5 separate regions of the Mus musculus genome follow, and regions 1, 2, 3 and 4 are each linked to region 5. The links are chromatin loops, found by intact Hi-C in ENCODE. Cell type or tissue: heart. All regions are shown on one strand. Links, peaks and the distances in the headings refer to the core of each region. The heading gives the core; the rest is flanking DNA.

Region 1 (6,532 bases), core at 935-5,934, 160 kb after region 5:
AACTGTTCAGCTATTCCTCTAAGTTATTAGTAGCTGCTGACTACATCTGAGATACTTGTCTCTATCAGAGTAGTATTTTGGAGCCAGGACATCCAGAGAACCATTCATGAACTAGGTGCTATGCATAGCCTGTATCACCCTGATGCACTTACTCCTCTGGAACAGGTAGATGGGATCCACATGTAGGGTCAGTTGGAGCTAGTCCATGTCATAAAAATACCTCCATGTCTCATGGTCTGGGGAAGATTCAGGCACGTGGGTGCTGTGTGTGGCTTTTGAGAGCAGCCACTTCTTCAGCTGTCAACTGGCGATGTCAAGGCCTTATCTCAGCTGCCACTTCAGCAGGCAATCAGAGGTGTTGGTGTTTTACACTGAGAGGCTAGCCCACTATTTAGGAACTGGATAACAGTCATGGCCACAAGCAGAGCTGTTCAGGGCTCCACACTTGGGCACTGATACTAGATCTATGCCAGTCATTGAGGCTCTTTAGGCTCTCAACCAGTTGCAGATACTTTTGTATTTGGAAGCCTTGTGCTCAGGAATGCACACTGGAGTGTTTAGGAGCTCAGCTTCAGGTATCAAAAGCCGGCCCAATCATAAGCATGGTGCCTGGTTGTACTGGGTATACACTCAATATGCTATGAAGTCTCACATTGTCATGACCCTGGGCCTGTGAACATGTGAACCACACTATGACTCTGCATGTGTCTGTAGGTCCAAACCATGGCCAGAGGATGGTGCTACTGTCCAAGACAGGAAAGACAGGTGTCTAGTTAGTGATCAGGTTTCCCTACCACTGCTGTGCTGTCTGCATGTCACTGCTGCCCATTGCTGTTTGTCTTTCTCATTCATCTGTGCTACTGAAATTAGACAAAGTAAGGCCACTAAAGAGACGTCTTCATTGGATCTGACGTTGCAACATTAGGGAAGGCAACAGAGGAAAGTGTCCCTAGTCAGCCCAGCAAGTGAGCTATGTAGTAGCTTATTTACATAGCCTGAGAAGGGGTGTTTGCACCCGCCACCCATTTGTAAGTCACAGCCTTGCCTTTGGTATCAGTCACCATCAATAAGTCTTTTTGTTTTTAATTTTAACCAATCAAAGCCTTCCTTCCAGTCATTCTAATTCCTCCAGGGAAGGAACTCAAATAAATGCTATGCAGAGCGTTAAAACTGGCCAAAGTGGAAATGGTTCACCCAGGCTTGTGATTGCCAGATGTCTGGTACAAACTGCTTTAAACAGTCCTGGCAGGGTCTGTGCCTCGAGGAGCCAGGGAGGTCAGCTAGAATCTTTTCCATAGATACCTGTAGGCATCTGCATAGTATTCCGGATGGCTGCTGCTCTCATAGGGATGATCCAGTTGGCAGTTAGGCTGACAGGCTTCCTGCTTAGGGCAGCTCAAGTGGGGGGAGGGGGCCTCTAATAGATTCAAGGAAGTGAGATTATACTGTCCCCAACATCGTGTTTGCATATTTGAAAGCAAATGTCAGCGGGAATACTTGCAATATAAACTCAAAAACTTATCACTAACATGACCCAAGAGTCTTAGATTCCAGCAGTGCTTAAAATGTGCTTTTTACCTGCCCAGTGCTCAGGAAGAGAAGGAAAGTGCTTCAAGTGGTGTACTTTCTGGCTCTTAAATTCACCATTCTGGTTGGTCAGCCCAGCACTTCGCATAGGCCTCTCATCTTGGGACTGGTGCCAAATTCTTGGCAGCTCACCTCACCGAGGCAGGAAGGCCTGCAGTGGTAGGGGACAGGTTAGGAAGGGAGACATCATTTTAGGGGAAGTTGTGTTCTCATCCCAGATGCATCTGTTCAGCAGACCTGGGCCACCCTGGCCACTGGAACTCTTTCAGTCAACAGTATCACAGAACCCTTCTTCAGCTTGATTCTATCACCTAGCTGGCTAGCAACCGAGGCACAAGCTGATCGCATGCTAACTTGGGGTGTGGTTGGGAATGGCAGATATCTCTTTGGGGCTGGATAACAAGTAAAGCCTTTCAGACTTTGAAATTGAGATCAGAGCGTGGAACTGGAGCCAGCCACAGGATGGTGAAAAGAAGAGGCCCAGAGAGAGGAACCTATTTGTGCTGAGCCATGGGCTAGGAGGAGGAAAAGTGTGGTTCATGATAGAGACTGTGTGGTTGAGGTGTGGTGCATGGGATGGCTAGGGGAAGACCAGGTGAGACAGGAGGCCAGAAGGACCACGGAGAGCCTTGGAGGCCATGATGAGGAGGTAGTGTTTATTTCAGGTACATTAGGAGGTGGCTGGAAGTGGCTAGGAGCATGGTCTTTCTGATACAACCCCTCTGTGGTTGAAGCATCCTAGAATGTGCAGATCTCAAGGGCAAGGGCATGAGGCTTGGTACCTGGAGTCCTGGCAGGGCAGAGTAGCCAGCTCCACTACTCTTCACTCTAGTTCTCTCTGTGAGCAGGTTCAGGCACTGGGCATACACCAAGTATTCAGCACTTTATTAGTCACCGAGGGTGCTAAACAGTCTTATATACATCCTTGGCTTCAAGGAGTTCCCTGGCTCTGTCCATGAAAGGACAAGGAAACCATTGGCCCAGTTCTGGCCCACAGAAATATGAATGTTGGCTTCCCAATGGGGTAAAAGACATAGGCAAATCCAGCCTTCATGAAGGTGCATCAGAGACAAGCTACAGGACATGCTTAATTGCTTACTGGGAAATCTTAATTAAAACAGCACAAATAAGTGCAATGCAATAAAATCAATATTCACGAACAATTAAAATGTGTTTGCTCAGAGACAGTGACAGGAAAGAAGAGGGTTGGGGGGAGGGAAATGTGTCAAAGAAGGTGGAATGTTCCTTGGCGTGGTTTCTGGGACCCTTCTAGGAATATAGGGGAAAGGAGGAGAGCTCAGGTCAAGCTTAACATCCTTCTGCCTGTCTGTCACTCTGTCATCCTTTGTCCCAGTGTTGATAGCTTCGTCTTTAGTGAAGACTTCTGTGTGCAGAGCCCTTAGTCTAATCATCAGAAATGAGAAGTGCCCTTAAAAGACCTTACTGAAGACCTTCCTGGCAAAATAAGAAGACAAGACTAAACAAAGTATTTCTCTCTTAAATGCCAACGTGTGTTAAACTGCCCTCTAGTGGCTCCACACAGAATGTCACAGTCACAGGTCCCAACCACAAGTCCCCTTATTTGCTGCTCTGGATAGGTTGTCCCCTTTACACCTCTTTCCTGGCTGACACATCTGAAAGTTGTCAGGTAATGGCAGAAGGTTAGCAGTTAGAGAGAAAGATGTTAACTATGTATCACTCTCCATTCCATGTATCTACCTCTCCTGCAGTATGTTCCACATGCTTCCACTCACAGATACGCCTTTTCTCACCCGTATCAGCCTAAGGAAAACCCATGTCCTCACGTCCTAGCATCTGCAGTATCTGTGAGGGTTTGTCTGTCCACCCAGGCATCTGTGAGCATCAAGAAGGCAGAGTTGAGTTACCATCCCCCCCTCCCCCCCAGTTTTAAGAGCAGAAAGAAAGGGAATCAGAAAAGGTGTCCCACCATCCATGCCTTCAAAAGGGATTCACGTGGCACCATGCTCAGGGCAGGCATGGAAAATCACCTCTGGCTGCTATTGCTGCCCTACCACCACCCCCCCCCCCCCGAGTTCCTAGAATACTTCACTGCTTTGGTTTTCTGTGTCAAGGGAGAAAATAGTTCTTACGGTGTGGTGGACTGAGTAGGAGTTAGCTAAGTTACTGGGCATAATGCATGTTTCAGAGGGTCTAAAGTTTGAATCCTGCTGTTTCCTTTGCGAGTGGGACTTTTGGGATTATGATAAAATATCTGCTTCATAAGCTTGTGATTGTGATTAATTATGACAACCTGGATATAGGCTTAATGTAGTGTGTATCAAATTATGATAAAAGTACTTGCCATGAACAATGCCAGCACTATTGATGTTGATATTAATTTTATCAGCTCATTTACTTCTCTCACTGAGACACTGGCATAAATATTGCTTTTATCTACCACAGAAGGGAGAAGGCAAGACTCACAGAGGTCCAGTGCTTACTCAACTAATGAGGCAGAACCTGCTGCAGAGCTGTCATGCTGTTGCCTGGTGGATCTGTCTGAAAGACATGGACCATGAGGTCAGAGCTGTATGGCAAGTGTTTGGGGTACCATTATGCAAACAAAGTTAGCCCTGGGGGTGATGTTGAGAGATAAATTTCCCAAATGAACATGCCAGCTATTTGGAGTTGTTAGTTGTGATAGATAGGAGAGAGAATGAAGTAGAGGACCAATAAAGGAGACGGTCAGGTAATGAAGTACAAGACTACAATTTGGAGAGGAAAAAATGTTAAATAATTTATGTGTGTGTGTGTGTGTTTGTGTGTATAAAATTTTTAAAAAGTCAGTCATTTCCCACAACATAAAACTCATTCTTTTAATTTATGCAAATGATTTCTTCTTACTTTATTAGCAAAAATTCACATTGTTCTTGTTTAATATGCATTTTTGTTTCAAAATGAAAAACTATCACTCACTAGTCACTCCCTAACCCCCCACTTTTTGTCAAATCAGACACTCAATTTTAATGGTGCCCTTAGCAGGAAAGGATAAATCTCTATTCAGGGTTCTAGTATTTAGGCCCCTTCCAAGGAAATTTGGAAACAGAATTCAAACAGATGCATGCCAGCCGTCAAAGAATCTGTAAGTAGAGTAGGGAAATCAGGGAAAGAACTTCAGAGGATGAGGGTTGCCATGGAAACAGAGGTCAAAGTGCTATGGGAGCATGAGGGAACAGAGTAGGCAAAATTGAAATCATGCCTTTTTATTATTCTCTGTTTGGCATTGTTTTAGATTTTACAAAAAAGTTGCAAAACTAATTCAGGGAATTCTTGCATATTTGCATGGCTTCAATGCTGGAACCCTGACTGGAGTGATGGGGGATTGAGAGAATGACAGACACACAGACACACAGACACACAGATACACAGACAGACAGACAGAAAGACACAGAGAGGCTGGAATAAGTAGTCTGGGCTCTAAGATGGAGAAGTTGCAGTACACTGGAGGCACAGTGTGTTTATTATACACAGTTGAACGGGGAGGCAGGTTTATTGCAAAGAGGCAGGGTTTACAGTATACACTGAACAGAGGCAGGTTCAGCTGATCTCAGTAGGAGCATTCTCCATAGGAGAGAAATCTTAGGGAGAGGGAAAAGCTATATCAGACATTTTCTGCACTATCCATATCCGCACATAGACCACAGGAGGTCTCATCTGAGCATCTGCTAGGAAAAGCTTTGCTACTCTCATGGGTCTGAAGAACTGGGGTCTTTGTTTGTGTTTATGCCAACAGTACATATCCATGTGGGCTTCAGTCCCTCGCTACAGGGGATTACTGATACCGTCTTCGATGGCTCACCGGAGTGCTGTCTCACATTGCCTCACTCTTCTGCTCTCTCCCACATGGTACGCTCGCTTTCTGACCCAGTTGAGAATGAATTACAGAAACGATGCTCCCTTCTTCCTAATTACTTCATTATGTGATTCCTAAAATCAAAGGCATCCTTTTACATAGACCACAGCATAAAAGTCGACACTGGAGAATTTACAGTGAGATGAAATAATTATTGTCTTCCCCAGACTGTCACAAGAGCAGTCTCCATAGCAGACTAGAACCTTAGCTCACACCCTGCATTTGCTGCCACATGGCCAGCCTTCATTAGTCTGGGACACCTCCCAAGTTGTTTTTTTTTTTTTTTTTTTTTTGCCAAGGACAGTTTTGAAAATGGAAGGCAATTATTTTGTAGATTTTCCTTAGTTTGCCTGACATTTCCTTGTGGGGTCATGGTTCTTCTTGACAGAAAGACCACAGAAGTGATTTTTTTTCTTTGCGGCACACTGCACATTGTATAAGGAGGTACAAGGTGATCATTTTCCATGTAATCAGGAGAGTAACATTGATCAGAGGATTACGCCATTTCCTGCCAAGACCATCCACTCCAAAGTTACCACTCTGGTGAAAACTTAGGTAACAATCATACTACTTGCCAATTTGCCCCACAATGTTAGCATTTATTGATGAGTCTCACTTATAGATTCTGACTTGTGAGAGCTAACATTTCATGTCACTTTGTGTATTTTCTTTACTTAAAATGAACTTTCAGAGGAAGAAATTTCTGTGGCTATTTCCCGATGCTAAGAAAATCCGCACCTTCTTGTTCTATTTGGATGTTAAGATGTGGAGAGTGGGAGTTCGTAGGCAGTGCGTCAATCGTCACAAGGTCAGGAAAGCTTGTGTTTATGGTAAACATGGAGGACAGTTAAATGAAGGAACACAATTCTGTAAACATTCAAACGCACAGAGGTTCCTAAGCAAACACTCATTATCCCAAGGCCACAGGCCAATGACTCCCAGAATCATTAAAGAAGAATTATTGGAACAAATGTTTCTTGGTAAACAGGTATAAAGACAAAAGAAACCGAAAGCACACCTGCAGAAAAAGTACAAATTGGACATATATATATACAAATATGTAAACAAGGG
Region 2 (6,532 bases), core at 544-5,543, 140 kb after region 5:
GTATGGCAGCAGGCAGCCCATCTGAATTCAGTAGGAAGGGATAACAAAAAATCTTTATTCATACATATTATTTTCATGTAGGGCATTTGTGTCTAGCATAGTGCTAGTAACAATTTTTAGAGCTACTATCTTAATTTTTTACTTGTGGGAGTGCTTTTCTTGCATGTATGTATGTATGTATGTATGTATGTATGTATGTATGTATACCATTGTGTGCCTACTGCACATAAAGATTAGAAACGAGCATTGGACCTCTTAGAACTAGAGTTTCAGGTGGTTGTGAGCTGCCAGGTGGTAACTGGAAACTGAACCTAGGTTCTTTCCAAGAGCAGGAAATGCTCTTAAATATGGAGTTCCAGCACCCAACCCCATAATCTTATTTCTGAAACAAGACAGAGAGAGACTTTTTTGTTTTTGTTTTTCGGTAGGAGTAGCATTTAGCTCTGGGTCTAACCTCTCTGCTTTAAGTAATCTTAACTGGAGAATACAGAATTTGGTTACTAGCTTCCAGCACAGGTAATAACAAGAAGGTGTTTTGTTGTCTTGATGGCCATTGCTTCTTGCCAATCTGTCTTTTAGAATCTCCACAGTGGGGTCGGGGTGGTTGGTGGGACAGGATCTAGGCATTTTCCTGAGCCTCAGGAAAGCTACACTTGTCCTCTCAATGGATGCCCTGCACTGGTAGACTGTGGCTTAGATGCTGTTCCTGCATCTTAAGTGAGGCTTCATTAAACGTCATGGGACAGGGCAGTGTGAGGTACCCAGCTATTTTAGGGTTCTGGCTCAGCATAGGAGTTTGAATCCCAGGTCTGCTTACTCTTTTTTCTTTTGACTGTGGAGGAATGTCTTCACTTGAATGGTACTTAGTCACCCAGTTAGGATGATTTGATGGGGTTTTTGGCCCCTACAACATAAATCACTTCCAGCTACTAGACTCCAAAGGCAGAGCTTTGAAGAAAGCGTCAGGTGCTAGGCGGTGTCAGTATTTCATCTGTTCCCACTGTCACATTACATTCATAAACAATTCTGAGATTCTCATTCTCCCCTACTCCCTCTTCAATCCTTCCTTTTCCATCTTCTTTCTTTCCTTTCTCGATCCCTCCCTCCCTCCCTCCCTCCCTCCCTCCCTCCCTCCCTCCCTCCCTCCCTCCCTCATCTTTCTAGTTCATTGTGCTAGGGGTGGCCGTCAAGGTTTCACATGTGCTAAGCAAGTGATGTATATACAAAGAACACATTACAGTCCTTGCATAGTCTTTCTTACATTTTCCTTAGCACTTTCCTTACCTTCTGTATTTATTTAATGTGATCAAAGCTTGAGTGCCTCTCTGTATAAGACCCTCTGCAGCGTTAACCTTGTTTTCTCATATCAACTCCTTTACTGCTATTGCCTTGGAGCTCTGTGGGTGAACCCAATGGAGGACCACTTCCCATATGCTTGAAATGAAATAGACCCAAGAGCCACTGTTGTTGTGGCTGCTAATGAGCCAAGGTTTGTAAATTGTTGGATACTCTGATTTTCTCCATTGACTTGTGGATAAATGATATCCAGCTACCCAATACTGGTGCTCTGTCAAATGCCATCAGACAGGTGCAATATCAGAGAGGTACTGGCACATGGCAGGCACTTAACAAGTGAAGCTGTGGCTTTAATTGTGATATTTATCACAGCACTTTCATTAGAAATAGAAATTAATCTATTTGTCTTCTGTCATTTGACTACTCATTATTTGACATAACTTTACCCACTCTCATCTTGGTTTCATCTCTTTTGTCCTTGAAATCCCTAAATCTTCAGTATAGAGTTTGGGGCACAGAGGTGATATTAGTAAGCACCGGCAAGACTGAGGCATGCCACTGTTCCTGTACTGGGTGGAGAATGGAGAAGCAGTCAGCCAAGTCACAGAGGACAAGGTGAAACAAGGTGAACACACCTAGCGATGGCATGCGTATTTAGAAAAAAACAGGGGTGGACTTATCAGTATACTGCATCCCTTACAAGGAATTTTTACAGACACACTTGAATGCTTTACATTCCCTAAAGGAGACATCCAATCATGTGCAGACACTTGATTGGATCGTCTAAAGGACTGTTTGTTTAATCTGAGAGGCTGGAGAATGAGGTGCTGAGTTTGGATGCAGGACTACTGAGGATTCCATTCTGTTATCCATGAAATGCAACACTTCCTTTCATTACTTTATACAAGAAATAAATAGATATTCATGACAAGTAGCATGTTTTTTTTCCAAGTTTGTTCTTTGCACCATACCTAGGCGGAGTAAGCTGTTGAATGTTATGCTAGTAAGGTATGTTGGAGTTGGGTGTGAATGTTCATCTTTATTTTTCATGTTGGAAGCAGGGGGTTCACACCCTAATTTCATATTTGGTTCTTTTAAGGAAGTTTTGAAACTGCTGGGGCTCAACCTGCATCTGAAGGCATTCTAAATTACCTAGTCTAGGGAGAGTTGGAGCCTGCCGTGGTCAGCTGCATGCAATGGTGTGCAGCATGTCATGGTCAGTTGGATATAATGGTTCATGGTCATGTGGCATGTGATGGTTAGCTATGTGCTATCCTCTGTTGCATATGAATCAGTGTCATTTGAGGCTTAGCTCCCTCTGGTGGTCTCCTGTGTATGATGCTCAGCTGCATTCAAAGGTTAGAAGCATGCAATAGCAGCATTGGGAGCATGATTGTCATATGAGGGTCAGCTACATGTAAGGATCAGCTGCATGTGACATTTACAGACATGCACTGGTCAGTGGCATGTGATAATCAGTATATGACATTAGCACTGTGGATGGTCACATGCTTGCAATGGTCACCTTCATTTGAAGACCTATGACATGAGATAGTCAGCAGGCATGTGATGACTCTGCTCCAGGATTCCACTGGTAGTCAGACATTACTATCTTGTAGTGAGGAAGAGAATCTGTAGTTACTGATTCATATTATTTGCTTCAGTCAGTGAGTGGCCTGGAGCGAGCTAGTTACTCCTTTCTTGCATCTTGGCTTTCTTATCTAAGACTAAGTTAAAGCAGTAGGTTAGAATATTAGAGTAGCAGTTTTATTCTTTTGAATCAAGGAACCAGACAAGGAGACTGGCCCTCTAGGAACATAAGTCTAAGTCTATGTGTATTATATAAAGTCTTGATAGTGTTTTAAGAGAGCCATGGCATCTTGGCTTGGTTAGGGCTCTGCTCATAGTGGAGTGGAGTAGGAAGCAATATGGCTCTCACACATCAAGGAGCTCATAAAAGCTAGAGGAACCTGTGTTTATCTCTCTGCTTAGAGATCTCAGCACAGGCTGACCAAGGAGCCACCCAAATTCAAAGGAATGACTTTCACTCATAGTTCTGGTAAAAGTCTGGTCCAGCACTCAGCCTCACAGCATAGTGGATGCTCAGCTGGACATATGCCTGCTACTAAAACATGGGATGGTAGGATGGGTGTCTCGGACTGGCCTCAGTTGATCCCCCTCAATACGTGGGAGAAATCAGGGTCCTGGTACAGGTGGGCAGGAGACAGCAAAAAGGGTGACAAACAGACACGGACACAGAGAGAGTGATGTATCTGAATGTAATTTTTCCAAGCAAGCACCAGACTTATAATACAGAATAAAAACAAGAAAGTTAGGCGAATACATCCGCCAAGGTACATCGAGATGCATATTGGTTCTTTACACAAAACAAAGAAAGTGCATACATAAAAGGCTAGGGGGAGCCAGGCAGTGTTTACAACTGAGATAGGAACAGCCCTGTTTTAAGATCAGCTAAACACAGGAGTCAGGTGAATGAATGGTCTGATGAAATGCTAGTCTATTGTTAAACCCACCACCAGGGCTCCTTTAGTAAATATCTGATTATGCTATTCCTCTGGGCCTAGTGAAAACATGCACCAGGGGAATTCCGTTTTACTAACCCTTTCATGAATAATACTTCAGTTCCTCCTAAAACCGCAACCCACCTTCTTCCTAGGCCATTGTAAATTCCTGTGTATGGGAGTGACTCCAGCAATTGTTCTAAGTATTTACTATGTAGACTAGCCCTGAGATTTCTAGCTCTATTCAAGTAAATTGTAATGCCTGATTACTTTTTTACTCTATTAGAGGTAATTTTGAATGTTACTGAATAGGTAACATTCTAACTGAATTCCAAGCTCAGGCTCTGCTCAAGGACGGCCTAGGACATTGGAACACTGGTGGAGGCTAATCTAATTTAGCTATATGTCAAAAATCAATCCTTAAAGGCACTTATAATAAAAGATACTGAAAGAAAGCACATAGATCCATACACCCGACTAATGCGGGGACAAGTTTGGAACATATGTGCTATGAGAATGGCAAGGTTCCAGGAGGCTAAGTTTCCGTGAAACTCTTTGCCGTGGGACTGCATCCAGGCTTTTAGGCCTGTCACTCAGACTTCACTGGAGTGAGTGTGGCAGATGGGCAGGCCTCATTTGAACTTCAGAGATAGATTACCATGGAGAGTTTCTTAAAAAGAGGAAAGAAAAGATATTAGTGTATTGTTACTGCCAGATGAACCCATTGGATTCTGGAAAAGTAAAGACTGCAGGCATCGGATCCGTGACATTTGGATCTCAAATTCTCCTCTCATGTCTATGTATTAAAGGGATACCTTTCCAGATTGGTATTGTTGGGAGATGGTGGAACCTTTCAGAAATTAAGCCTAGTGAGATGTTGTTAGGTCATTGAAAGAATGGTTTTGGAGGGGATTGTGGGACCCTCCTCCCATTTTTCACATGGCTTCTTGGCCACGAGGTGAACAGTGTTGGAATACACCCCTTCCATTGCTTTTAGGTAGCCTCAATGAAAGTTGGAAAAGCAATGGATCCACTTGAACATGGACTAGAGTCTCAGAATCCAAGAGCCAGAATAAACGTAAATTTATTGTCTGAAGTGTTCATTATATTTACAGGAAGCACTGTACTAACACATCTGTCTTACTTTAAAGACTGGGCATCTAAAAAAAAAAAGACTGGGCATCTATGAAACTGCAAGAAATATAGGCTCTTAAGGCCAATGTCTTTATCAATACTAATCAATACTAAAAGTGTATCATAATTGACAGGCATTACAACCCATAGATGCTATTATAAAATTTTTTTCTACATACTATTTTTGTAGTTACTGTGTAGAAGTAGTAACTCTACACAGTAACTCATCTGTGTTTAATTTTATTTTCCACTTGCTTCTAGTGTGCTGGCCGTATACTGAATTTGTCATTCCCATTTGTTTTGGTGGCAGTAATGAACCTTAAAGAGACTGGTAAAGTTGTTAAGGACACATAGAAGAAGCATCAGAGCTGAGATTCAAGCATAGGTTTCCCATTCCACAAACAATACTGTTTCCATGAACATACCTCCTGTGTCCTGCCATAGACTCTCTGTGCTTTGAGATACTTGCTCCATGGAGGACTCTTTAGCTGTGAGTGTTCCCTCCTTGATGGCTGCAGTGGAATTGCTTTCTTAGTCAGTGGCCTTGTAGTCCCTCTTCTCATTTGAAACAGGGTCGTTTTTGTTTGCTCAAAGTTGATCTTTTGATTTTAAAAGAGAGTACATCTCACGAATTCTGCTTTGCTCTTGAGTTTATGCTATCTATTTCATGTTATCTCCCATTATCTCAGATATAACCCTTACTCTGGAAGACCTCATCTGGAATATGAGTGTGACAGTCATGGCCATGTTCAGGAAATCCCCAGGGATTAATTTAAGGACTGTTGAATTTGGTGCCCTGAGGTATCTTGTGTTTTGAAATACTAAGACCAGGATAAATGACCTGTCCTTTTCAAAAGAGAGTGTAATTTCAAAAGCAGTGGGCCAGACTGCCAAAATGGTCACAAGTGTTGCCTGAACTTTCTAGGAAGTTATCTATTGGGTCTAGGACCTCTAGTGGTAATGTAACTCATTGCTTGGAGCAATAGAGATGGCCTAACTTCTAAAGGTGTTTGGAGGGTGGGCAAATCATGTCTTCTGAATGTATGAAGTAAAGGAATGGAATCAGTAACTTCCACAAATGGACCCTCTAACTATAATACATGGTAAAATAGATTGGCACATAGGAGCAACAACTTCTCTCAACAGGTTGCTTGGGTTTGGCCCCAATTATTGTGCCCCCTTTCTTATTATTATAGGTGGATTTAAGCAGTCATTGGCCATAACTCTAACATCTATTAGTCTACTTTGCTAATATTTTGATTGAGAAATCAGAAACTTATATTGGTTGAAAGACCAGTTGGTTGAAAGACTTTTAAGGCCTCCCATCTCCTGGCTTCTCTGATCCTTAGTCTCTGGGATTCTTTCCATTCAAATCTTACCTTAGCAAGACGATACCTAGATGGGGTGGAGAGATAGGTCAGTGGTTAAGAGCATCGTCTGCTTTTCCAGAGGTCCTGAGTTCAATTCCTAGCAACCATATGGTGGCTCACAACCATCTGTAATGAGTGTAATGAGATCTGATGTCCTCTTCTGGTATTTCTGAAGACAGTGACAGTGTACTCACATAGGTAAAATAAAAA
Region 3 (6,532 bases), core at 596-5,595, 100 kb after region 5:
CACCTGCCTCTGCCTCCCAAGTGCTGGGATTAAAGGTGTGCGCCACCACGCCCAGCGATAATGTTTAATTTACAGATTAGGGACAGCAAAGATTAAGGATAAAAACTAGTAAGATACTTATAGTGACATTCTGTAATAAAATATTTGTTAAGGTAGTCTCACATAAATCTTCTTGTACTGTACTTTTCTTAGCATGTGATAGGAAATCACACAATGACTACACAATATGGAGAAAGTAATAGTGCCTGGCTAAACACACTGCAATACTAGATAGGTGATGAGACAGCCTGCACTGTAGTAGGTAGCAGATACAGCACAGATACATTGCCTGGATAAAAGAATGAGTCACACCTTCTTGGGACAGTGTAAGATTTTATCATGCTACAGAATGGCATGAAAACCTATGCACTATTTCTGAAATTATCAGTTTAATATTTTCAGACTGCAACTGATTGTGAAAAACCGACTGAGGAAAGTAAAATCTGAGACTGGGTACTTCTTTAAAATGATATCTTGTATGGAGTATTCATGATATCACATATTCTTCTAAGTGCTTAACATGTATTAATTCATACATATTCTTCACAAGTAATACTCATCTTCATTTTACAAGTGAGGAAAGGGAAGCAGAGAATGATCAAATAGTTTGCCATATCACATAGCTAATAACAGGCAGGGGGAAACGAATTTAGATGGATAGCTTCAGGCCCATTTTTAACCTTTATGAGTGTGGATATTATATACTTTGACACTTGAATTCCCTTTTGAGTCTGTTAACTTTAATCACTTATGAAAAACTATTTCACAGGCAGCCAAAATGGTATAGAATTATTAAAGTGCTTTCACAATCAAATTTTAGGATAAGATGACTAACTCTAGGACATCTCAGAAACCTCTAGTATCTAATCTATTGTTTCCCAACAATGAATCTCTAAGCTTTATTATTCTTTGTAAGTACTCCTAAGTACCATTTTTTATGTTTAGCATAATGCCTGACACTTGCTAGTTCCTTTCCACAGAATGGATGTTTTATTCACACGAGTATACATTAAAGCAGTTCTGCTATCTCTCAAATTCTGAATACAATCACTCAGTAGCTATATGAATACTGAATGAACACCATGCAATATAGAAACAAGGTAAACTGGATGGTTTCTGCTCTTCCCAGGTCATAGTTATAAAATAATGTATCAAGTATTTTTCTGGAGATATCACCAAAGTTCTAAAGGATCAAATAGTCTGGCTAACTGGATGGTGGTGATTTGATGTGCAAAGGCAGAAGTACCTTTTTCCAGTCAGAGAGCAGAAAACAATTTATACAGGACTAGAATTCAGAGTTTACATGGAAAGGTAATGAAAGTAATTAAGAGATGAAAAATGAATCAGGAGCTGGATAAAGAAAAGTCTTATTAGCAGTGCAAGCAACAACAATAAATAAAGCCACATTATCATGATGCGTTAACAGTAGAGTGGTAAGATCAAACTTCAGAACTACAGTGGTTATCATTTCTAGAAAGCACAATCCAACTTTCAAATGAAACCTCATGCAAACTTCCATACTAAAAACTAATCAAGGGCTGGTAAGATGGCTCTTAAGAGCACCGACTGCTCTTCTGAAGGTCCTGAGTTCAAATCCCAGCAACCACATGATGGCTGACAACCAGGTGCAATGGGATCTGATGTCCTCTTCTGGAGTGTCTGAAGACAGCTACAGTGTACTCATATAAAATAAATAAATTAATCTTAAAAAAAAAACACTAATCGAAATAGGAATGCAGTCATTAAGACTGGAGAATGTACTATAGAGTACAGGGTAAGAAAACAATAGGCTAAAACCAAACATTAAAAAGCACCATTTAACATATACTAAGAATTACAAAACAAACCTACAGGCAGAATTTTTTCCTCTAGATAAAATATTTATAGAAAAATTATTTCAGTGTATGTGACCAATGGCTTCTATCACAGCTACTGAAAGGAGACAGAGATACACAAGGCATAAATTAAATCCTTCAGTACATCATTTGAGTAATACTTACAATATTATTATATTGCACCACAATATAATCTGTAAACTGTTCCTTTTCTGTGATTATAAAGAATCTACAAAATTCTATATATTAGATTGGCTTACAGGTTTTATTAGACATTTTATAATTAGGAAGTCTAACAAGTATTACTCAAATTTCTGAGTTTGCATACACACACCTTAATCAAAAACATTATCAAAAGTATTTTAAAATTTTTCATTATAGTATTACATTATAATAATTTCATTATAAATTTATTTGAAAGCCAGGCGTGGTGGCGCACGCCTTTAATTCCAGCACTTGGGAGGCAGAGGCAGGCAGATTTCTGAGTTCAAGGCCAACCTGGTCTACAAAGTGAGTTCCAGGACATCCAAGGCTATACAGAGAAACCATGTCTCGAAAAACCAAAACAAAACCAAAAACCAAAACAAAACAAAATTTATTTGAAAAAGAGAACTATATTATAACAAAAACAATTCATTTCACATGTTCCAATGAATTAGCCATTTAGGCTTAGGTTTAATACATTACTCTTTCTACTTCTTTTTAAATATAAAAGTCTGAGGATCAACATAACCATTAAGAAGAAAATAATGTGTTCTTTTAGAAAAGTTTCTGTTTATGAATCAAACTAAAAACATATTTTGAAAATAGTATCATAGAACCAAAATACAACCATCCCTCACATGTAAAGTCAAAACAAAGTGGTCCCAGCTTCACATACTAATCTAAATATTCAATTAGGTTTCAGAGAACAACCTCTATCTCCTTAAGCTCAAGATTTTAGGGGTCCTTTGAAAAGTCCATAGACAAAATTTATATGAATATAAATATGTATTTTCCCCTAGTTTATAGAACCACAGTAACCATTCAATTTAGAGTATCATCTGAATAAACTATATTAATTAAATTTGAAACCATTTTCCAGAAGGAATGGCTGGGAGAAAATAAAAACGACAGTTGCTCTTTTCAAATGAACATTCTACTGTTCTTACAGACAGGATGATCACTTGATGAATGGAGTTTGGAAACATAAATATTTAATAGTGAAAGAAAACTTTTAGAAGAAAGAAAACACAATTTCCACAATACTTATAGCAACACCTCTTAACTGTTAGATTTCTGCAGGTTATAAATAAACTGAAAAGGTCCATAGAGTAGTTTGGCCCCACAGGTTTGAATGAAACATTTTATGCTTAGCAAGTGTTATTCAACTTGAATTTACATGCACTGTTTTGAACCTTTGATTACATTTTCCAGAAAACAACACTGGGAAACTGAAAAATTATGTGACATTTAAAAAGTGACACTGAATTAAATGATTCAATTGAGATGATAAATCAGTCTTAATTTCCAATTAAAATTTCTAATTATTACTGCTATTCTCACACATCCTGGCATAAACATTTTTTAAATGAAGTAATATTCCTACTTTATTGACTTTATCTAAAAAGAAATGTTCTCACTAATCATAAATCTAATGTAATATTTTACCTCATGTTCTGAAATTAATAATCCTTTAAGATAGTCCCTTGAGATTAAAAAAAGAAAAACATTTCTTTTAATACCACCTATTTTTCAATCTTCATTTTAGTCAATTTTTTAACTGAGAAATTAACAATCTGTGTACATACATAAATCAATTCTATATCATACAAGCTGTTTCGTTAATCTTTATAATATTCAAATCTGCTAAAAGGAATAAAGCTGTGCCCAGTATCCTGAAGTTGTATTAAAATAATTCACTTCCTGATGCACTTACAGAAATAAAATGCTAAGTGCTCTTAGGGCATTTTTATTTTTAGCACGTGCCTATGCTTAGTTTCCCCTTCAGTTCCCTTCTATTAAGGGTTCTTGAGATTGCAGGGTGATGAGGTATCACACCCAGGGCAAGCATGCAGTGTAAAGAATGGATCTGCATTAGTTTTCTCCCGGGACATTTATGGCTATTTCCTCCTCTTGCTTCTTTTCCCAATATAAAGGCTAAGCTGATCTGTATCTGTAGGTCAAATTCTTTTATTTTTTTCCTTCGAGACAGGGTTTCTCCGTGTAGCCCTGGCTGTCCTAGAACTCACTCTGTAGACCAGGCTGGCCTTAAAGTCAGAAATCCGCCTGCCTCTGCCTCCCAAGTGCTAGGATCAAAGGCGTGGGCCACCATTGCCCGGCTTGTAAGTCAAATTCTTGTCAGATTAGTTTTAATTTTTTTTTACATAAACAAGCAAAACAGTATCAGAATTAAAGTCGCCATGCTATTGCACCAGACTTTTGCCATTCTAGTAACCAATTTAAGGCACCAATCTGATGAAAAAAAGAAAGAAAGAAGGAAAAATGTTCTCTTCAAAATTTAAAAATTACTTAGGAAAATCTAGCTTCTAGTTCTGAAGAGAGTGCACCCAGGGGAAATTTCAAGGTTACATTTTTACTGTGTGTGGACCTAGACCAAATCTATTTTGACTTTACTCATGTCTGGGTATAACCGATTGTTGGCCTCTGCTGCAGGACTACCTCCTAGTGAGAATCTTGCCACAAGGTGATTTTGAGACACCACTAACTACCTAGAGTGGGATTCTTGTCAAATCTATGGTAAAACTTGACTGAATAGTGAAACAATTTGAACTACGTTTCAATGTGACTCCTTAAATGGTACAGCTTAAATCAGATGACAAACTTTCCACTCATTAATTGATGCATGAAAATATGGACAATGAATTCAACTCTGTCCCCAGGTAATGTGTGATAGCCATATTCAAGGAAACATTCATAAGCCATGGAGATGCCAGAATTCTCTTACTAAATTGTCCAACAAACAAATTTCATAAGTCAAACAACATTTACTAAGTACTATTTAAGCAGACTTGAAGGTACCCTGCTCTGTAAAATTCTCATTGAACTAACAACTACTTAACTTGTTTTGTAACCTTAAACTTTAAAATATCCAATTTCTTAAAGTGGAGGACAGCTGCTTTCCTCTCCCCCTCTACCTCACTGCAGCATTACTGTTTTCCTATTTCCCCTCAAGCAAGCTCGGAAAACTGTTAGCCCCTAACCAACTGTTCTTATATAGTAGAATATGCAAGCAACACCAGCAAATTTGAAACATAATTAAGTGGTTTTAAAGTATAAGCAGAAATGTACTTCATAAAAAAGTCACTTTATTTTTGGCATTGTTCACAATAAACACTCAAATAAAATGACTTTGGAAAATGGAGACATTATTATCTCAAGTTTCTTCCCCATGGGTCCTCATCACCTGGAGTAAAAGGTCCAAGAACTGTTGAGTTCCATAAACACGTGACTTCTGTGAAGTCAGCAAGGTCAATGAGCCTATACCAGGGGGTTATGTTGAATAAGGGCCACTGCCTCTATCTTTAGTTCCCTTTATGAAGAGTCAGGAAAACCAAACAAACAAAATTCCTTATATGTTACAGGAACTGTTTGGAGGTTGTGACAACTAATCACCCAACTACAGGATAGTATGCAGATCCTTGTCTGTAAGGGCCAGTGGAAGCAAGATTAGGAGGAGGTACAACACTGACTGCTGAGGAACAAGTAACAAGATGGCCTACTAACCTTCCCTTCCTTCTCCGAGAACCTCCAGGGCTGGGCTTCATGCCACACCACAGGGACTCAATTTCAGAGTGAGGGTTCTCCACTGAGAGAACTTTTTGAAAGTGACAATCATATATTCAGAATTAAAAGGAAAAGCACTCATATATCAGAAATGCTCAGGGTGAGAATCAAAACTTGAATTTACTAAGCCTTCTAACTTACATCAAATTTACAGAAGGGTGTCCTTCTGGCTGTTCCTTCACTATAACCCACTACACCTTTCACAAACCGGGGAGTCTTCTAAAGTTTAATATACACCTGGCACCTGTTTAGACTGGTTTTTACTGGGGGGGGGGGGGTGAGGCATCTCTTATCAATCTGAACACACTACACTGGAAATTTCCAAACTCCCAAATAAAGGCACACCAGGTCCGAGTGCGTGCCTGGTATTCTCAAAGTCATCTCCTGGAGAGCCGTTCATGTAGGAAAATCACTTTAATGTCTGAGAAGGAGGCAGGATCCATGCGCGCATTATGATCCTGCTAAAACTAAAAAGAAAGAAAAAACAAAACAAAACAAAACATGTATCCATGAAGAAAGGAAGGTCCGGATTAGCGACTGACAGTCCGAAAAGACCTGGGTTGGAAGAGTCCCGAGTTCCTCTGAGGGAAGCTGTGCACTGATGGGTGGCACTGGGTCAACGTGATTACTTAACCTTGCCAGCCAAAACTAAACTCTGCTCGGACCAGCCCCAAAGCTGGGGGTGCCGGAGCCTATCAAGTACTCCGGTGTCTTCTCGTTTCTTCCCGTGAAACGTGGAGCCTGACACCTGAAACTTCACCCAGACGCTACCGCATTTCGGAGCGTTTGCATTTATTTTTTAAAGTGCAACCGGCAAGAATCAGTTGTCGGCCGGCGTGCGAGAGGGAGAGATTAACCTATTTCCTGCACAC
Region 4 (6,532 bases), core at 500-5,499, 85 kb after region 5:
ATGACTCCTCCTCTTTTAGCTTAGATTTGACTTACCATTTAAAAAAACACTTCAAATAATTTTTAAATAAGTAAACCATGTAGTTTTTATCCATGCCATTGAATTTTAACTTACACATCAAGGTTTTATGGAAAATAACCAATGCCACCTGGCCAAACAAAATAATTCTATTAACAGAAGACACATCACACTCTACCTTGGCACAGAGAACTTTATGGGCTCCTAGCAATATCTCTGTCCAAAAATGATCAACCAAGCTCTTCTCTTAAATTAGTCTTGCACACTACCTTTCTAACAAAGTAGTACTTAAATGGATCCATAATAAAAACTGGAAATGCAACTCAGCAGTAGGTCGCTTGCTTAGCATGTTCAAGAACACTAGGTTCAAACTCCAGCACCAATAAACAAGTAAATGGAAATATACTATTAGAATAAAATCATTATTAGAGTACTGTATATCAATATACACATTTTATACATATGGTATAAAACGCAGAATTATAAAGACATAATATCCATGTCTCCAGAAAGGCTACAATCTAATCCAGGAGAAGCATATAAGAAATCAGATTGGCAGGAACTGTATCTTCTGTTTTAAGTCTAAACTGAACCTAACTCAGCTTAATAGTAACGAAAATAATGTCTGCTGGGTATAGTGGTGTGTACCTTTAATGCCAGCATTAAGCGGGCAGAAAGCTGGTGGATCTCTAGAAAGCTGGTGGATCTCTAGGAGTTACAGGCCAACTAGAGCTACACAGTGAAACCCTCTCTCAAACAAACAAATAAACAAACAAACAAGCAAACAAACGTCTTAAGAAATAAAGCTAATAGTAACCCAAAGAAAAATGTAAGTGAGAAAACATTGTAAAAGTTAAAAAAAAAAAAAAAAACAACCAAAACCAAAAACCAAACCCAATCAATCAAAAACCTCAGTAAGTTATGAAATTACACTGGTTCACAATAATTTTTGTCTATGATAGAAAGCCTAGATTATTTAGTATTGTGGAGAGAAATAAAAATGGAAAACAATACAACTACTCCCAAGGCAGCTGGGAGCCAAGCAATAACCTAAAGCTATCAGGTAGCTTAGTTTAATCCACAAGGGCATACAGAACCATTAGCAGATGTTGTGAAGAGGTCTAGTGGTTTGGGATTTCCAGACTGAGAAGAACGCTCTGATTAAGATTAGTTTCATCACAGGAGGAGGAAGCAAACATTTACATACAAATTAAGTACAGGGAAACCTGAAATTCCTAGGTTGTAGACTGCTGGGTGGGTGGTAGACATGAATAACCTACAGAGTTTATAGGGAAGAAAGTTGGTTTTCAGGATTGTTAGGAAGTTAAACTCTAGCCTATTTGAAAAAGGTATAAAGGATAAACTTGTACTGACACGGCAAAAACAGTATTAAAACTTGTTTTAGACAGATCCTCTAAGGCCAGAAGAAGCATGTTTAGTCAGCTCCCAACATTAGAAGCTGCCAGCAGAAGCAAGCAGTAAATGAATGCTCCTCAAGATTTCTGATGCATCCCAGGCATTTCTCAGCATCCTCAGCTCCAATCCTTAGGCCAGATTGTCCAAAAGATGCATTCGAAGAGCCAGTAGCAGCAAACATCTGACTGAAAGCTTGGCTGTGGCTTACAGCTTCCAGTCGGGGATGTTTACAGACACAGACTTTCTGACAGCAAGCTACAAAGGAACAGAGCAAATGGTCAGTCATTGCTTCCGCTACCGACTTTCACAACTGCGGAGCTGAATGACAACTGTGACATCTTGGGGGGAAAAGACAAACAATAAAGTAAACAATACTAGTTAATAAGGGAAGATAGTAATGTCTCTTGAATTATCTAATTAGAAAAGATTCAATACAAACTTTTCTATGTTACTCCACATGGACACATTTTTCTACCAGATGTATATGTTTTCTTTCTTCTCCACAAATCCAGAATTTCAAAATTAATAATAAATAACAATCTAAAAAGTAGATTGACCATACATCTCAGTTTTCCCAGACAGTCCTAAGTGATAGTACTATTAGAATTGAAGTTTCTCATTAACCAAACTGTCTTAATTTAGACACAAGTTTTGCTGGCAGTAACTCTATGCTGAGAAAGATTCTAATATCTTCCTCCCTATCCTTAGCTGAACTAGGTTAGGAATGTGGGCCATGGAAATGAACTAAGTGGGTAAGAAGAGGAACAATACCCGCCTTGGCTTTGCTTACAAAACAACACCGAAACATTTTGCTTTTGTTTCTTCTATTAGTTTCCTGAAAGAGAAAAGAAAGATTAAGTGATAATAGTAAATTTGTACTTTATAGATTAACTTTAATCTGAGACATATAAATTAACTTAAAAAATTAAAGTCTATTGAAGCAATTAAGTTTACAAAAAGCCAGTGATTTCTAAGAAATACAGTCATACACAAGCATCTACACCACACAAGAATAAACATTCAACAAGCTAATGCAAATCTAAAACATTACAAACTTCCTAAATACATACTACAAAGTAAAAGATTCTAACCACTGAAAATGCCCTGTAACATTGGTGTACTGGTGTACCCAAGTACATTATTACAACTTTCTTTAAACAACTTTTCCCTTTGTCTTTAGTTTATATTTTATAAACAATTAAGAAGAGTTTGCCAGATAATCTTTTCTTTAGAGTTATGAAGGGATTTTTGTCGCAATGCCATCTTTATAAAATGCTGAAAGAAGTTTATCTGACCAAAGCTTATTATAGTAGCACCATTTTATGTAAATAAACAGTTATTTAGAAGACATTTTGCTGCATCTCATGTTCATTTAGCACAACAGCAGTAACTGTCCCAGTAGGACCTTCCAACAAAAATCTTTTGACCAGGTTTACAGAACTGTATGTGAATTGCCTCCTATACAATAGGCATCAACCAAATCCAATCAGAAAGCAATTGATTACTCCCATAACAGATTTGCCACTATTACATAAGTAGGCTCATTTTCCCTAGTTAGCTGCTACTGTTGTACACAGGATTCATAGCTGAGTATGAATGTTGATAAGCTTCTCCCATCAGCCTGTGTAGTACCTCCCAGCACTATGGAGGCTAGCCAGCAATAAGTTTCCAGCCAAGTTCCAAACTATTTTCTCTAAGTCCTATGACCAAGGCATGTGGTATCTTCAGCATTTCTGGCAGGTAACCAACAGCAGTGGTGACTGGGTGTATTGCTTGGGGGCCTTGGGCTCCTCTGACTAACAGTGCATTACTCTTCTTAATGTCAGAAGTAGTAGCACGTTACTTTTCCATTTACCAATACTTTGCAAAAATAGAAAAACATACAGGCATGCATGTCCAAACAAAAATGTTTAGTGGAACAGTATTGCTGTGCATCAAACTGTAGGTTTTCATAAAGTCAATTTGTCAAAATGCTCACATAGATATATACTATACCACATTTGCCACAACTTCTCTTGTACAATGTAGAAAATAATTTAGATACCTTAATAGAACTAACATGTAACAATCCATAATGAAGATATTTTCAACACCATTGTTTTATGTTTGTTTTTTAAAGATTTATTTATTTATTATATGTAAGTACACTGTAGCTGTCTTCAGACACCCCAGAAGAGGGCATCAGATCTCATTACAGATGGTTGTGAGACACCATGTGGTTGCTGGGATTTGAACTCAAGACTCTGGAAGAGCAGTCAGTGCTTTTAACTGCTGAGCCATCTCTCCAGCCCAAAACAATTGTTATAAGAAACTGTTATGGTTTCTATATGCCTCTCAAAGTTAATGTGTTTGAAAACCGCTAGAGGTAATAATGGTGAGGTCTATAAGGGGTGACAAATAACTACAGGGTCTTTCCTTAATGAACAGAGTAATGCTAACACATAGGAAATGGGTGAATTATGTGGAGAAGGATCCTTGATACAGTATAAATCCATCCCATCTCCCCACTATATGCTGCCCACTACCTCTCTGCACCTCTGTTCTTTACTCTGCCATCAGAGGATACACTGTGAAGTTTTACCAGATACTGGTCTTTGAGTCACAACTTCTCAACTTCAGAATTATGAGAAATAATGACATTAAAGAAAGGGCTGTAAGGCACTGGATGGAAGAGAAATAACTGTACTTACTAGAAGAGGAGAGGAGAAGGGGCTTTTTTTTTTTTTTTTTTTTTTTTTTTTAAGTTCTGTTAAGGCCAGGATGGTGTTTGGATGGGGAAAAAAAAAAAATCTAAGTGATCATCAATTCACCAGTAGTTTCAAAACAAGAAGACGTGACAAGTAAGGAATAAATAGCAGCAAAATGAAGACTATCCTAAGTACATTTTAAACAAACTTCACTAAATGATAGCATGATGCTTGAAGACTGGGACTACAACTGTAGACATCTCTTTGATGTAGGAGCTGCAAAGGGCACTCACAGAGAACCATTTCCAGCAATACAAGGGGTAACTGGGAAGTCTATGGTGTCAATCAGTATATCAATGGGAAATTTGTATCATTTCTAGCAAGGAAAATAGTACAAGCTTCAATAACCAAAGCACGCTTACTCCAGTTCATACACAAGCACTCTTAGCTGACAGAATTGCAGAACAACAATGTTCTCAGAAAAGACAGGCCTGTGTTGTATGTCTCTCTTGGCTTCCTAAAATGACTACCAAAGCCACAACCAGAGACTCTCGGGGCGATCTTCTGAAAGTCTGTTCTCAGAAGGCAGTGCTCTATAGATAGTAATTAAGAATCCACCCGAGCTTTACAATTTGACAGAACTAGGCCGAACATTTAACTTTGGGACTTTGGGAAAATGACTATTTTTCTGTGACTCTTTTACCATTTGTAAAATCCCTTAAGGTACCTATCTTACTGAGTTATTGCCAGAAATGACTAACATAATGTAAAGCTCAATGGCAGGTAAATGGCCAGTATAAAATAAATGGAAATAAAAATCATCCTTTACTTTATTCATGTGGCTCTTATAATTTTGAATTGTTTGTATTTCACTTTTTAAAAGTCTTTCAAGATCTAGTTCAAATGTCAAATTGTTTACAAAAACATCACTACAACCAGCAACTTGAAAAATAACAGACATGTATCCATTAAAAAAAAAGAGTAATAATCTGTACTCTTTGTATACTTACTGGTTCATATACATTAACTTGCTCAATCCCCAACACTATGACAGGAATTGCATCATCCTATTTTTGTAAATAAAAGGCACCTGTGCAGAGCCCGCCCACAGAGCCTGGTTCCAGAGTCTGTTCCTGTACCACCGCTGTGCCACCTGTACTGTTAACTGAGAAGGATGATTAGTTATTGCACAGAGCTCTTCTACAACCTGGCACTTTCAAGTGTAGTATGGAAGGAGGTGCCTTAAACATCAAGTCTTCCCTTTGTCTACCTTATTTACCCTTTGTAGAAAGTACATCCACCGTTCCACACCTTTTCCACATGAAATAAGGGAGTGACAGTCATATAATTTGTGTTCATCATATTTTAGACTAGTAACTTGAGTCTAATTTTCTCAGTTAAAATTCTAAAACTCTAGCTCTCTTCTTCCTAAAAGAGAAAGAGAAAGAGAAAGATGAATAACAGCTTTATCCTCACATGACCCCAGGGAAGGATAATGTCAGATCACCTGCCATATTAGACTGTCAAAAATGGCTGTCATTAATATTTTGTGCAGATGTAATATAGTTGTCAGGAATCAACTAATATTCTCAACAATGTATGCCATATTTACAGATTTTGGTCTTATGGATACTTAAATTCAGAAAGTCTTTTGTAGATAAAAGATATTATTTCAAAAAAGGCAGACTCTGGAGTACGGAAATGGGCTCTAAAAAATACAAATGTGAACATTCTTTGTATGGAAGACAGGAAGTATCTTTCCTTTTGATTAAAACTTTACAAAACAGACTTAAGAGCTAAAATAAAACACACCAGGTCAAGAGCTAATGTTTAAGTTTTATAGAAAATTCTAAGCTCTTGAAAGACACAGGCTTAGAAGGAGGCTATGGTCCCTCCCTAATTGCAGCAGCACTCCCTTATGTTGTTTTCTGAATTTCTGCTGTCTTTAAGATTCTGACTAGAAACCAACAATGAACTTCATTTCATGTGCTAGTTTTTTTCAGGGTTAGGCATGCCATAAAGTTAAAATGCACAAATTAACAAGCAAAAAGATCACTGTCCCTATGTTACCTTTTGAAATTATTTAAAAAACCAAGAATTAGCTTGGTCTTTTGGCATGGGCCTGTAATCCTAGGTACTTGGGAGGATGGGGCAAGAGGAGTTCAAAGCCAGGCTGGGCAACTTCATGAGACCCTGTTTAAAAGAATAAAGACGACGGGGTATAATTTAATAGTAGAGCCAATCCTGCCCCATGTCATCTCACCCTTGCCCTGTGTGTGTGTGTTGAGGTTGAAACACATAGCTTTTTGGGTGCTATGAGTTATGAGCTACATCTGCTATCTTCTAACTGGGTTTTTATGTAAAATAATAAATGCTGCCATTACGGTGGCTGTTCAGACAAGTATCATTGT
Region 5 (6,532 bases), core at 744-5,743:
ACAATGGAGCAATATGGACACCAAAAATCTGGCTAGCTAGAGACTGGTGACAGAGCAGTGCCAGATACCACAAGCTCTCTATGCTCCTTGGCTCCAGGTCCCTCACCTCATTTTGGTGCCACATACCCCAAGCTCCCTTGTTGGGAACTAAAAAGAGGGCCCGGAGAAGAAGGGGAGGGGAAGCCCATACCCCACCAGAGTTTTACCTATTCTCTGGTCTTTCAGGGGTGGGAGGGCTGCTAGCTACCTTCCACTCATCCCTAGGTGGGCATTCAAGCCTCTGACCCACTCTTCAGGGGGTAGCCAAGGGGCAGCCCTACCTGGGGGATTCCCGGAGCTACTTTGCTAAAGCCACCAGGGTTATGGGAGAGAGGGATGAGGGAAGAGGTTCCCAACACCTGTGAGAGTGAGTGCAGCGAGAGTGAGTGCAGTGGATCTTGACTGGAGCACAGGAAGGCCTTCTAACAGGAGATTAGATTTCTCATTAGGAGAAAGCCTGTCCCATCCTCTAAGCGCAATGGGCCTTGATGACCAGAGACATTCTATGGTTTTAGAGCTGTATTATAGAAAGGCAGGGGGAAAGGGAGAAGGTAGAAAGGGGGTGGGGGGGGGGGAGAGAAGGCTAGAGAGAAAGAGAGTAAGAGGGAGAGAGAAGAGAGGAGAAGACAAAGAGAGAGGAAAGAGGGGGTGAGAGTGAGGGTTAAGAGAGGTAAGAGAGACAAATAAGAGAGTAAAAAGTAAGAGAGCAAGCAGGGGCTGAACAGCCCTTTTTATGGTCTTCACTGTTGCTAGGTAACTGGGGAGGAGTTTAGCCTGAAGGTCAGAAGCTTGGGTCATTGCCTATGTGACTTCTAACCATGCTTCTCTTGTGGGGGATGGGGGGGGGGAGTAACTTAGGCAGGGGCCAGAGTTCCAGGAGCATAAAGGAACACCTACAGTGTTTTGTAGGTGAATTATCACCATTTCTGGGGTTCAGACCTCAGCTCAACTGGAGACCAGCCTGTCTGTGCATCGCCCAATGCCCCACACTCCCTATGCTCTTTGGCTCCAGGTTCCTCTCCTTATGGTGAGACAATGTCACCTTCCTATCCAGAGGGCCTGCAGCTTTGTCCACTATCCTCTGAGGCAAGGTCCCCACCTACTCATCTGGTTTCTATCCAGACAGGCTGGAACACAAAGGCACCAGATTCCAGAGGTCAATACGTTGCAATGCCAGTTGACCTAGAGTTAAAGGAAGGAGAATATTCTAAACCAGTTGGCAGAGGGGCATCTGAACTTCCATGTTCATCAAAAAAGTAATAAGAGCCCAGGTGAAGAAGCACCCTAAGTGTCCATGAGCGGATGAAGAGAGCGTGCAATGTGAGCACAGAGAATGGCTCTGCCTTTGTAGATAGGCAGGTGGAGCTGAAGCAACAGACCTCACAGATGGAGAGAACAGAATGGGGTCTGAGAGAAAGGGAGGCAGGGCACGAGGCAAGCCTCTATTAGCAAAACTATGTTTTCACGTTCTGTATGATATTCTGCATGGCATAGTGAACAGAATAAATAATGTATTTTTCACTTCAAAAACCCACTAAAAGAGTACATTTCAAATGTTCTCACCTCAAGAAATGATGACAAAAAAAGGTGCCAGACTGGATTAACCTAATTATTCCCCATTGTGCTCATAAATTGCAGGGCTGTGAGTGCCACAAGCACAGGTATAACTATCAACTTACGATTTTCAAAACTTTAAAAAGAACAAAGACAATTCTGCTACTCAACTTCAAGGCCCTGTTTGACATCGGTGTGCCAAGCATTGTCTTTTCAGAAGCAAATTCATTTGTTTTTATATTTTATGTTTTTTTAATTGTTTATTTATTTACATGAGTACACTGTAGCTGTCTTCAGACACACCAGAAGAGGGCACTGGATCCCATTATAGATGGTTGTAAGCCACCATGTATATTTTATGTTTTTTAAGCCAACTTTGAATCTACAATATATGTTTTAAAATGTTCACTATTCCCCACTCCAAAGTTACTTTTTTCCCCTTCAGAACAAAAAAAAAAAAAAAAATCATAATCATGTGGGATGCTTCTTGGAAAATTCTGTCTCGGAAAAAAAAAAAATTATAACCAAACTTCACCCCACCTTTCCATCCACACACACTTCCCAAAGCAAATGCATGGTGACAGTGTGTTGTTATGAAAACCATCTGGAGTGCCACCAGTGTGAGCAAGGTAGAGGCACAACACATGGGCCTCAAGCACAAGGGTCACAGCCCCTGCCTCAGGAGCTCTCAGGAGCTCTCAGAGTCTCTCAGGAGCGGCTCTCTCCAGCAAAGCTGTGAACAGTGAGAGACTGCCTCTGAAGGGAGTACCTGCCCCTGGAAAGTTTGACACGCTGAAAGCTTAACAACCCCAACAGGTGACAAGGGACAAACCATTAGGCTAAATCCCCCTCTATTAAACTGACCCATCTTGATAGAGAGGTTTTCAGGGGCAGCATGCATGAGACATCTATAAAAGAAAATGAGAGGAGGAGAAACAGTGTAATCACCCAACTCTGACTAGGCCTGCTCTGAGCAGCCACTAGATTCTCCTTCAAGACAGCGATAGCTGAGAAGCTGTTGTGTACACTACAAGGTGGGAAAAGAAAGAAGCAGAAACCTTTGCACCCAAAGCAAAAGATACCATGAAAAAGAGACCAACACAGAACAGAGCTGGAACACACACAGAACAGAGCTGGAACTGGGGCAATGACCACCCAGCCTGTTTACCACCCAAAGCCGCCTTTCCAACACCAAAACGGGAAATTTCCCAGAAACGAGCTGACAGAAATACATTTTGTTCAAACTATGAGCCTTCTTCACTTGTCATGGCTGGAAAACAGAAAGATAACCTGTTTGGGGCTTGTTGTGTGTCCCTTTGACCTATAGCCACTCTGTAGCACCAACACTAATTTCACAGATCAAGTGATAGGTTCCAAAGCTAAAGGTGGAGAGTAGTGGAGGTAAGCCCCAGGAACGTGAGTTTTCTGTCCCCTGTATGGATGGACCCAGGCTCCAGCAGGAAACCACAGTGACGTGTACAAATGATCAGCAGCTCCTTCACTCAGTCATTCAATAGAAGGTCACCCCTACTAAGAGCCTGTCTGAATTCCAGGGGACAGTGACAAAGGCCAAGCAAACATATGGTTCACATTGTTTTCCAAGCCAGAAGTCCGATCTCTTTAAAGCTCCACTGTCAGGAATCTGGGCTCTCAACTTTTCTCTTCTTCAGTGAATGACCAACTAAGAACAACCAGGAGACACTGGCAGCGACCCTCGGAAGTCAGGGTCCAAGAGTCTAAATTGGTGTCAATCACAGGCTAGAGGTCACAAGCTTAAGGTTAAGGGGAGTCACCAGGGGTTAAGTGAAAAGTCTACCCTTCCAATGAGACCAGCTAAAGCAGCTTCTGGCTAGACAGTCTGAGGGCTGCCTGGAGGAAGTGGCCTGGAGCCACTTCGTTCAAGCGCACGAGGACAATGCCCTACAGCACTGGGCCAAAGACAGAAGGCAAATGACTACTTGCATGGGACAGGGTCACCCGTGATAAAGCCCATCTCTCTCATTGGCCGCTCCCTCTGAAGGTCACTAGAGAAGGCTGGACTTGAAGCACGTCCTGGCTAAGAACACGGGGTTGATCACTGGGAAGGGGAAGTCATCTACTTTACGAAACTGTTGACTAAGCAAGAAGCCAACTCAAAGCTCACACAAACAGCGGCAGGCAACGGGACTCGAACACCTATGCAGCCAGACGCCCGCGGATGGCCGCTGGCGGGCGCCCTGGCACCGCCCACAGCCCTGGAAACTGCTCCCCAGGCGCGCAGGGCGCTCCCCTCGCTTGCTCTCCACCGCCTCCCTTTTTTTTCTTTCCTGCGGCAGGATCAAGCCAGCTTCCAAACGTGGGCCGCAGAACGCTGCGACGTCGGCGCTCCGCCCGCCCGTGGATCCCTCCGCCGGCCCGAGTCTGCGCGCGGCCTCCCCACTGCACACCACGAGCGGTTTCCCGCGCGGCGCCGCGCCCCACCCCCACCCCGCCGCGCCCCAACCCCCATCCCCGCTCACCTGCCGTCCGCGTCTCCATGGCAACGCCCCCACGGCGGAGGAAAAAAAAAGCCTCGGGCTCTTCCCGGCTCCCTCCCGGGCTGAGCGAGAAAGTCGGACACCCTGAGGAAACTTCGCTCTTTATTTTGATTTTTTTAGGGAAAGAGCCGGAGAGGTTATGGCGAATCTGCGGCATCCAACATGGCGGATGGAGTCTTCGCCCTCCTCTCCCCGGGGATCCGACGCCTACGTAGCGACGTCGGTCGCGGGGAACCGCCCTCGGCACGCAAGGCACAGTGCGCATGCTCGCGGCTACCCTAGGTGCCGGCCTCTCGTCCCGGCGTTCTGCGCGCTGTTTTGGGCCACGCCCGGGGCGGGACGCTGTGATCCTGGGACGTGGGAGTCAGGACCCGGAATGTCCTGAATCCTCTTCCGTGCGGGGACGGCTGCGAGTGGGCAGGCTAGTGCGCCCCTTTGCATACTAGCTTTTCCGGGGCTCAGTTTCCCAAGTTGCCGGTCGGGTTGACTAGGTGTAGTTGGCCCAGGCAGGCTCTCCCAGGGTCCGGGACGAGCCGGGTTGGAAGTGACAGTGCCTCGCACATCTTTTTTTTTTTTTTTTTTTTTTTTTTTTTTGGAAGCTCAGTGACCACCTTTCCGTTTTTTATGTTAGGAGCTTAGAGCCCCCTCCGCACGCTGCAGGAAGCGTCTGTTCCACGTAACTTTGATAGAATATATTTCTACCGACATCGAAGTCCCTTATCCCTACCTATCTTGGTCAGCTTTTTAGCATTCGAAACTGGGAATGAGTTTTAGAGTTGGCCAATTAAGTATATATATAATAATAACAGTCGTACTTGTGCTGGTAAAGCTATCTTTTAGAAAGGTTTTTAAATTAGCCATTGTAAAAAAGTACTCCACACATACAGAAACAAGAGAAAAATGTTAAAAGAAGCAGGACGGAAATGACCGGCGTCTGGGCAGCCCTGGTTTGTTTTTACAGTGCTGGTGAAATGCTGAGTATAGTCCTTCTGTAGTGTTTAGCTTGGAGTGCTCCTCAGACAGCTCTAGGTTCCTCTCTCTTACCCCCACAGGTCGAGGTCATGTGTTTATTACTTCTTCACATTCAGTTGCGCATAACTGTTTGCTACCCCTTTCTGCCATGGACTGAGTTTGCCGAGCGGAGAGAGGGTCCTGTCACAAAGGCCCCTGGGTCTTTTAGTCTTTGCCTACCCATCACAGATTTCATAGTAATGCTACTGAACGACTGAATGAGCTCATTCATTTTGTTCACTTTTTTAAAAACAAAAACCAGAAACGTTGACGTGCCTTTGGGCAGTGAACCTTAAGATGACTGGTCTAATTCTTCATTCTTCTGTTTAGTACATATTTAAAAACATCTTTATTTCAGTGGGCAGGTGAGCAAAGGACAGGTGTTCAGGAAGGTTGTGTAGCTTTTTTGAGATCACATAGACAGTCCATGAAGTGTGTGGCCCCACCTTTCCACAACCCACCAGATGCCGGTAGACACAATGTGAGGAGAATCAGGAAGTTGTTGCTTCACCTCCACTAACTTCTGCCTCAGGGAGGGCTGCGTGGCAGGGGAACAGTAACATCTTTCATTTGAAAATGAACTAACCAGAATGCTGCATTGATGTGATTTCCTTTTTAGAACTCCAAATATTTACACTAATTTTCTGTCAGGACATGTGAGTTGTGCTGGTTGCTGACAATACTGGTTTTGTGCTGGGCTGCCTTTCTTAAAAAGCAGCACTGAAATACTATTGATTGATTAGCAGGTGGGTCGATTGCTCTTGAATGTTGTAGCCAAAATCAGTTTTGGAAATGAAGCTAGTTAACATATATCTCAAAACTCAATGGCTCCCAAACAGTAAAGCCAAATTTTTTTTAAGAAGAAGAAGAAGAAAAAAAAAAAAACTGACTGTAGATGTGGTCTTGAGGGGGTGAGGGGTGGCTGTGATTTTTCTCCACTATTCCTTCCTTAAATCTACTCATTTTTTCAAAAAAGACTTATTGCATATCTTTTCCCAGGCTGGTCCCAAGAAGGAGGAAATTAGTAAGGAAAGGGACGGAAGGCAGTTTTGTGAATGGAGACACCACAGTTGCTTCCTCACCTTCTTGTGTGGCTCACACTTTCAGATGGGGACATGAGTGTGCACTTAGAAGGCAGAGGCTAGCTTTCAGTCTTCTCTATTGTTGTGTACCTCATGTTTTGAGATAGGGCCTCTTGCTGAACCTGAAACTCATTGTCTGACTAGCCTGGCTGGCCAATGAACCCCTAGGATCCTCCTGTCTCGCTCAGCACTAAGATCACAAGCCCACCACACCTAGCGTTTTTTAGAAGGTGCCTAGAATCCAAACTTAGGCCCTCATGTTTGGGCAAAAGAGCTTTACCCCTGAGCCATCTCCTTAGCCCTGACTGACATTTTTAATCTTTACATTTC

Evidence for each region. Hi-C counts contacts between places; a loop is a spot of excess contacts. Peaks named below come from ENCODE experiments on the same cell type or tissue, not always from the same donor. Only the 100,000 strongest peaks of a DNase experiment are listed, where the experiment ranks them.
Region 1: it touches region 5 in a loop (3-fold over the local background); 15 of 42 quality-filtered maps call a loop at or near these places.
Region 2: a loop joins it to region 5, with 3 times the contacts of the local background. A loop is called at or near these places in 6 of 42 quality-filtered maps.
Region 3: a loop joins it to region 5, with 5 times the contacts of the local background. A loop is called at or near these places in 28 of 42 quality-filtered maps.
Region 4: it touches region 5 in a loop (2.8-fold over the local background); 10 of 42 quality-filtered maps call a loop at or near these places.

The regions. Positions count from the first base shown.
Region 1 is chr15:68,412,595-68,419,126 of GRCm38, forward strand. No RefSeq gene overlaps it. Among named protein-coding and RNA genes, the nearest start is that of Mir30d, 75 kb to the left of the region's middle. In heart, for the core only: a CTCF peak has its summit at 3,119 (motif pointing left); no DNase peak of the experiment used is centred there; H3K27me3 peaks cover 478 bases.
Region 2 is chr15:68,392,375-68,398,906 of GRCm38, forward strand. No RefSeq gene overlaps it. Among named protein-coding and RNA genes, the nearest start is that of Mir30d, 54 kb to the left of the region's middle. In heart, for the core only: a CTCF peak has its summit at 2,624 (motif pointing left); no DNase peak of the experiment used is centred there.
Region 3 is chr15:68,355,837-68,362,368 of GRCm38, forward strand. No RefSeq gene overlaps it. Among named protein-coding and RNA genes, the nearest start is that of Mir30d, 18 kb to the left of the region's middle. In heart, for the core only: no CTCF peak of the experiment used is centred there; no DNase peak of the experiment used is centred there; H3K4me3 peaks cover 451 bases; H3K27ac peaks cover 662 bases.
Region 4 is chr15:68,339,613-68,346,144 of GRCm38, forward strand. Mir30d (microRNA 30d) reads right to left here and starts at 1,677; the gene lies at 1,596-1,677. In heart, for the core only: a CTCF peak has its summit at 3,205; a DNase peak (open chromatin) is centred at 3,139.
Region 5 is chr15:68,254,577-68,261,108 of GRCm38, forward strand. It overlaps Zfat (zinc finger and AT hook domain containing), which reads right to left and starts at 4,280. Exons shown (of 16, transcript NM_001145888.1): 1 at 4,092-4,280. The coding sequence starts at 4,110. In heart, for the core only: CTCF peaks have their summits at 1,890 (motif pointing right) and 3,797; DNase peaks (open chromatin) are centred at 3,995 and 4,355; H3K4me3 peaks cover 2,247 bases; H3K27ac peaks cover 2,863 bases.